Linked DNA regions of Homo sapiens: region 1 is linked to region 2. Evidence: chromatin contacts called from ENCODE Hi-C or POLR2A ChIA-PET data. All regions are on one chromosome and are shown on one strand. The core of a region is the stretch at or near the end of the contact, and the rest is flanking DNA. Distances in the headings are between cores, read along the strand shown. Region 1 overlaps LINC02888 (long intergenic non-protein coding RNA 2888). Region 2 holds the start of LINC02888 (long intergenic non-protein coding RNA 2888).

Region 1 (2,700 bases), core at 55-2,554, 34 kb before region 2:
AGGACTGCACAGGTTTTCTAATTCTTTCATAAGTCAATTTTTGCAAAATATAACTTTCTAGAAATGTGCCCATTTTATCCAAGTTGTCATTATAATTAAAAGTTGTCTATAACATTCTGCTATCATTCTAGTCCTTCTGAAGTTGTTTTCTTGTGATTTGCCGATATTGTATCTATCCCTTTTTTCTTAATTTGTCAGAGACATCTAGATTTTAACTGCTTCAAAGAACAGAGGTAGTTTCATTAATTTTCCATATTCTTATGTTTTGTTAATTTTTGCTTTTATTTTTGTTATCTTCTTTTTCTGCTTTCTGGATTTATTTTTTCAATATTATTCTAAATCATTGATGATTACTTTATTAATTTTCATCCCTTCTGAAAGTCTATAAACTTCTCTCTGCACTATTTTATCTGTATTCCATGTTTTGATATATAGAATTTTTCATAATTGTTTAGTTCTAACGTTTTCTAATATCCATTTGAATGCTATTTTGATGTATTATTTAGAAGTTTGTTTTTAAATTTCTAAATATATGAGCTTTTTCATAATGTTTTCATCACTGGTTTTAAACTTTATTGTGATTAGAGAACGTGGCCCACATATTATGAAATATTTCTTTCATATTGGTTAACACTAGTTTTATAGTTTATTATGTGGCTCTTATATACTTATATGGTCAGTGTCACATGTGCTTAATTCTGTTGTCTCTAATTGTTTCATGCTTTATTCTACGTACAGCAATTAGTTCAAGTATGTTGTGGTCTTAACATTTTTTATGTATTACTGTTTTTTTGTGAGAAGATACGTTTTTGATTTTGTCTATTTAACTTCTGAATTGCCAAGCACTGTGTCTCAAAAGCACACACGATGATTCAGGAATCTCTGCTAATATTTACTATATACAATTTTGAATTGTGAAATTTGGTAGATGGTAATTTAGAGAGTTACTCTGTCATTATGTAGTCATCCTCTAACTCGAATTATGCTTTTTTACTTGAAGGTCTATTTTATCTGATAATAATATAGCCACAATATATTTTTTTACCCTTTTATTTAAAAATGTTTTGTGTCTTTAAGATTGCTGATGTATTTTGATTAATTCCTACCATCTTATTTTGTACTTTCCTTTCCAGCTTAATACAGTTTATAATTAATCTGTGTCTATTTGCACTTCCTACAAGGACTTTAGCATGCTTTAACTCTGAGCATGACCTTTCTGACTTAGTCTTGTTTTTGTTTCTCCAATTTCTCTGCGGTGAGCACGCCCTAAAGTGACCTCCTATGAGTCACGCCCTTGCACAATTTTCTCTGCTTAAGTGCGGACAGAACCTGTGCCCTGCTTCTAACCAATGAAATACGGCAAAGACAATGGGACATCACTCCCTTAAGTTATTTTATATGATAGAAGTGATAGGATGCCACTTTAATAATTACTTATCATATACATCCTGGAGAGAAATCCTTTTGGTGGCTTGAAGAAAATAGCTGTCATACTGTGAGAAGGTCTATGGGATGGGGTGGCCTGCCTGCAGCTGACAGCTAGCAAAAAGTCTGGGCCCTCAGTGTAGAGCTTAAAGGAAATTAATTCTGCTAACAACCTGAATGAGCTTGGAAGTGGATTCTTCCTCAGTGGCCATCCAGGTGAGAACACAGGCTGTGAGACCAGATCAGGGAACCCAATTAAACTGTGCCCAGACTCATGACACATGGAAACTTAAGGTCAATAAATTTGTATTGTTTTAAGCCACTAAATTTGTGGTACTTTGTTACACAGCAATAAAAAATTAATATACTCTAAAATTAGACATTATTATTGAGTATTATATTTAACATTTGTTTAGATTTACTCACATTTACCACTTTATTTTCGCTCACCCTTTCTTCTTGAACTCAGTTTTTCTGAAAGCATTTTCCTTATTTCTGAAATATATATTTTAGAAGCTCCTGTAGGGAAAAGATGTTTGTGAGGACTCTCTTGATCTTTTTTAATCTAAAAATGACATACAATTTTACAATTCTAGATATGTAGCTATAAGCATTTTTTCATGGATTTAATATGATCTCACAGTTTACTGGTTTCCATTGTTGTTGTTTAGAATTCAGCTATCACTGTAAATATTTCTTTGGAGGCAATGTTTTTCTCTCTGGATTTTTAAAAGTTCTTTTTCACTGGTGTTCTACAGTTCAGTGAAGACTGGGATTTGTTTTGCTTTCTAAATCTGAAGATTCATGTCATCTGGAATTCTGGAATTGCTCAGACATTTTCCCTCTGAAATTATCTCTCTTTCATTTCTCTGATATTTCTTTGTGGAATTCTGATTTGGATATATGTTGTATCTTACAAATATTTTTTATGTCTCTCTACTGCTTTTATACTCCCTCTGTTTCTCTGTGTTCTGTTAGAGCCAACTACTTCAGCTTTATAGTCTAGGTTTGTCATTCTATCTTCAGTCATGTCTAATAGGCTAAGCAGTATACCTATTGAATTTTTAATTTTAAGTACTGTAATTTTCATTTCTGAATGTCCTATTTTTAGTTTTTATTAGAACTGCCTAGTCATCTTTATAGTCACTTCTTCCTCATTCATGTATGTGACTTTCTTTTCCAACTTTATTCTTTTTCTTTAACTTTAAATACCAGTTTTGTAGTATAAATGTAACTAGTTCATTATCTAGGGCTGATTCTCTTGTTTATTGTTTC
Region 2 (2,700 bases), core at 87-2,586:
TTGGATACCTCTGAATGTTCTCATTGCTAAGTTTAGCTATGTATTTTTACATGGGCCTATTCATGTCGCTATTTTTCTATATCAACCACTTATACAAAACTCCCCACTCTGTCCAAAACATACAGACCAAAGTGACAGAACATGGACATTCACAACAAATAGGCTAATGGACAGCCTCAAGCTCTTTTGTTTCCACCAGTTGAGTTGTGTCCTGAGATTCAATTTATTTGTCCCAAACCTGAGAATAAAAATATTACAAATGAAATGCAACAAGAAATTTACTGCTCCTATGAAAATTTGGTTAAAAGTATTAAAATATTTTGACAATGGAAGTAATTAAAAATGTTTTTGAATTCGATGTGGGCAAGAAAATTGTTAAAGATTCGGGAGGAATATATTAACATTCTAGGAAGATTCTACACTCTTTAAAAGTGTCTCAGTTCTCATTCTATTTTAAAAAGTGGTTATAGTAGTTGATGAATTTCAGGTGTGGGAGATACAAGAAACACAGTGACAAGTTCTAGCAGTAGATCCTTTTCTAAAGACAAGGACTTGTAACAACCTGTATACCAAAAGATCAATTAAAAGATGCACATTTGTATGTTTTAAGTTAAAAAAATTTAAGGTGTGTATACATGTTTTAAGGACTCCCTGCTTTAACCACATTTTTCAATTAACCAGTTGCCTATTAGTCTGGACCTCATCATAGAAAAACTCTCCTAATACAGATAACTTACCTTGGTCCCATCCTACCAAGTGCTTGAGTCACCTTCTAAAAAGATGTACATGTTGCATGAAAGTATAAAATCAAAGCTGAGGTTTTAAGGAGGAACGGAAAAAACAAGGAGAGACCAATATAGCCAGTTTTATTCAGTTATGAGATTTGGGTCAGTTTAGTTTTCTAATGCCAAAGCAAAGAGACAAATTGACCGCAAGATTCATTGCATCCAAATTAAGAAAAAATAAAAAATGAAAAAGTGGTTGCTCAGGCAAAGCACAGCTTTTCCTGATATCAAGAAAAATCTGATAAAAAGTGGATCAATCTAGCAAAGTTGTTTGGATACTAACTATAGCTGAAATAAGGTACATTCATGAAATGTTTGAAAAACTAAAAAGAACTTCATTATATGGCAGTACTTCATCATAAATTTCCAACATAACCTTGTACTAATAGCAGCTCATTTACTGAGCACTTACCTTACCAGGAACAGGGTTCACGGCTTATGTGGATGATCTCATTTTGTCCTCACAGCATCCTCCTCACAGAGGGTGGGTGCTATTATTAGCACCATTTTAAAGAGGAGGAATCTGAGTCCCAGAGGCCAAGTAGTTGGGCCAAAGTTGTAGGGCTACCAAGCAGAAAACCAGCTCCAGCATGCTAAACCACTTTCCAGCACAAGGCTGAACTTTTCCCTTCTCAAGTATTTGCAGTTCGTGCTACTGAGCCTACTCCTTGGACAGCGTCCCTCAGCTGCTTTTGCTTGCAATCGTTCTCATACCCGACTACACACATATTAGAATTACCTGGGAAGCTTTAAAAAACAAGCCTTTTGGCTCCACCCTAAGTAGCTCTGATTCAATCCATCTGGGGAGGGACTTGGTATCAGTATTTTTTTTTAAGTCACCTTAGGTTGTTGACCATTGAAGGTGAGGTAAACACCTGTTTATACTTAACGATAAATGAAGATTTGCAAAATAAGTGTCCTGTCAAATACATTGGGGGCTGGTGTGATTGCACAATGGTCCATTGTGCTGCTGCTCTTGGCTGGCCCTATTTTGGGCAGCTCTAATGAGAGTTGATACACTTATAACACCTCACTTTGTCAGCTTTGTGGCTTCAGTCACAATTCCGTGTTAACACAAAAAGTTTCGTTGACATTACATTACATTAATTTGTGGTCAGCCTTGAAAGACTCTTCTGATTATTTTTGCTATGTAACAAATCATCTCAAAACCTAGCGGCAGGTAACACCACCATTTCATCATGCTCACAGATTCTATGGGTCAGAAACTTGGACATCGCAAGGCAGGTGTGGTTTATCTGTGCTCCACAGTGTAGCAGCTCCAGCTGACTTGATTGTACTGGGCAGGAATTATCTGGAGGCTTCTTCATTTATAGATCTTGCCTGGGCTGGAATGACTTGAAGGCTGGCTGCAGCTGAGACTGTCAACTTTAACACCTTACACCTGGGCTCTCCACACGGCATGGCCTCTTCCTCATACCTTCTGAGCCTCAGGATAGTTAGGCTTTTCACCTGGCAGCTTGGGGCTCTGGGAGTGAATGTTTATTCCACCTGACATCCATGGTCTTTTCAGCTTCTTGGTTTTTTCTGTCCCTACTTTGGACAATTATTTTGCATAATTTCTGCTGAACTGTAGTGGTTAAAAACAGTCACAAATTTCCTCAAGAGGAGGAGACCAAAAGCCCCACAAGTGCTTTTTAGCCTCAAGGATAAAATCCATTATTACGTTTCCTTCAAAGTATATAATTACCATCTTAATAACTGTTTAAATATTTATTGAATAAACTGGTAGAGCCAATTCATTATATAGTTTATAATGGTTTTTATACCTGTTGGAAGATAAATACAACTGTATTTAAAGTGCACTTTGCGGTTGGGCGCGGCGGCTCACACCTGTAATCCCAGCACTTTGGGAGGCCAAGGCGGGCGGATCCCATGAGACCAGGAGTTCAAGACC

Evidence for each region. A loop is a pair of places that touch in the nucleus more often than their neighbours do. ChIA-PET counts read pairs that join two places held with the same protein, here RNA polymerase II (POLR2A). Pooled maps may share reads with other maps.
Region 1: a map of PC-9 shows a loop between it and region 2 (4-fold over the local background). The contact joins the enhancer-like site here to the promoter of LINC02888 in region 2. A Hi-C loop is called at or near these places in 8 of 168 maps with a recorded cell type or tissue (CD14-positive monocyte, Calu3, IMR-90 and 4 more), 11 of 37 single-sample maps with no recorded cell type and 8 of 50 pooled maps. POLR2A ChIA-PET finds 5 or more read pairs at or near these places in 5 of 52 experiments (GM12878, MCF 10A, PC-9 and 2 more).

Annotation. Positions count from the first base shown.
Region 1 is chr7:17,407,280-17,409,979 of GRCh38, reverse strand. All of the region lies in intron 1 of LINC02888 (long intergenic non-protein coding RNA 2888), which reads right to left. Among named protein-coding and RNA genes, the nearest start is that of LINC02888, 34 kb to the right of the region's middle. Within about 2 kb of position 1,304, at least 4 of the 41 ENCODE cell types and tissues checked have a DNase peak (open chromatin) inside an H3K27ac peak, as active enhancers do; they include CD14-positive monocyte, PC-3 and PC-9, where a contact is called at or near this core.
Region 2 is chr7:17,373,553-17,376,252 of GRCh38, reverse strand. LINC02888 (long intergenic non-protein coding RNA 2888) reads right to left here and starts at 1,336. Exons shown (of 3, transcript NR_110015.1): 1 at 1,198-1,336.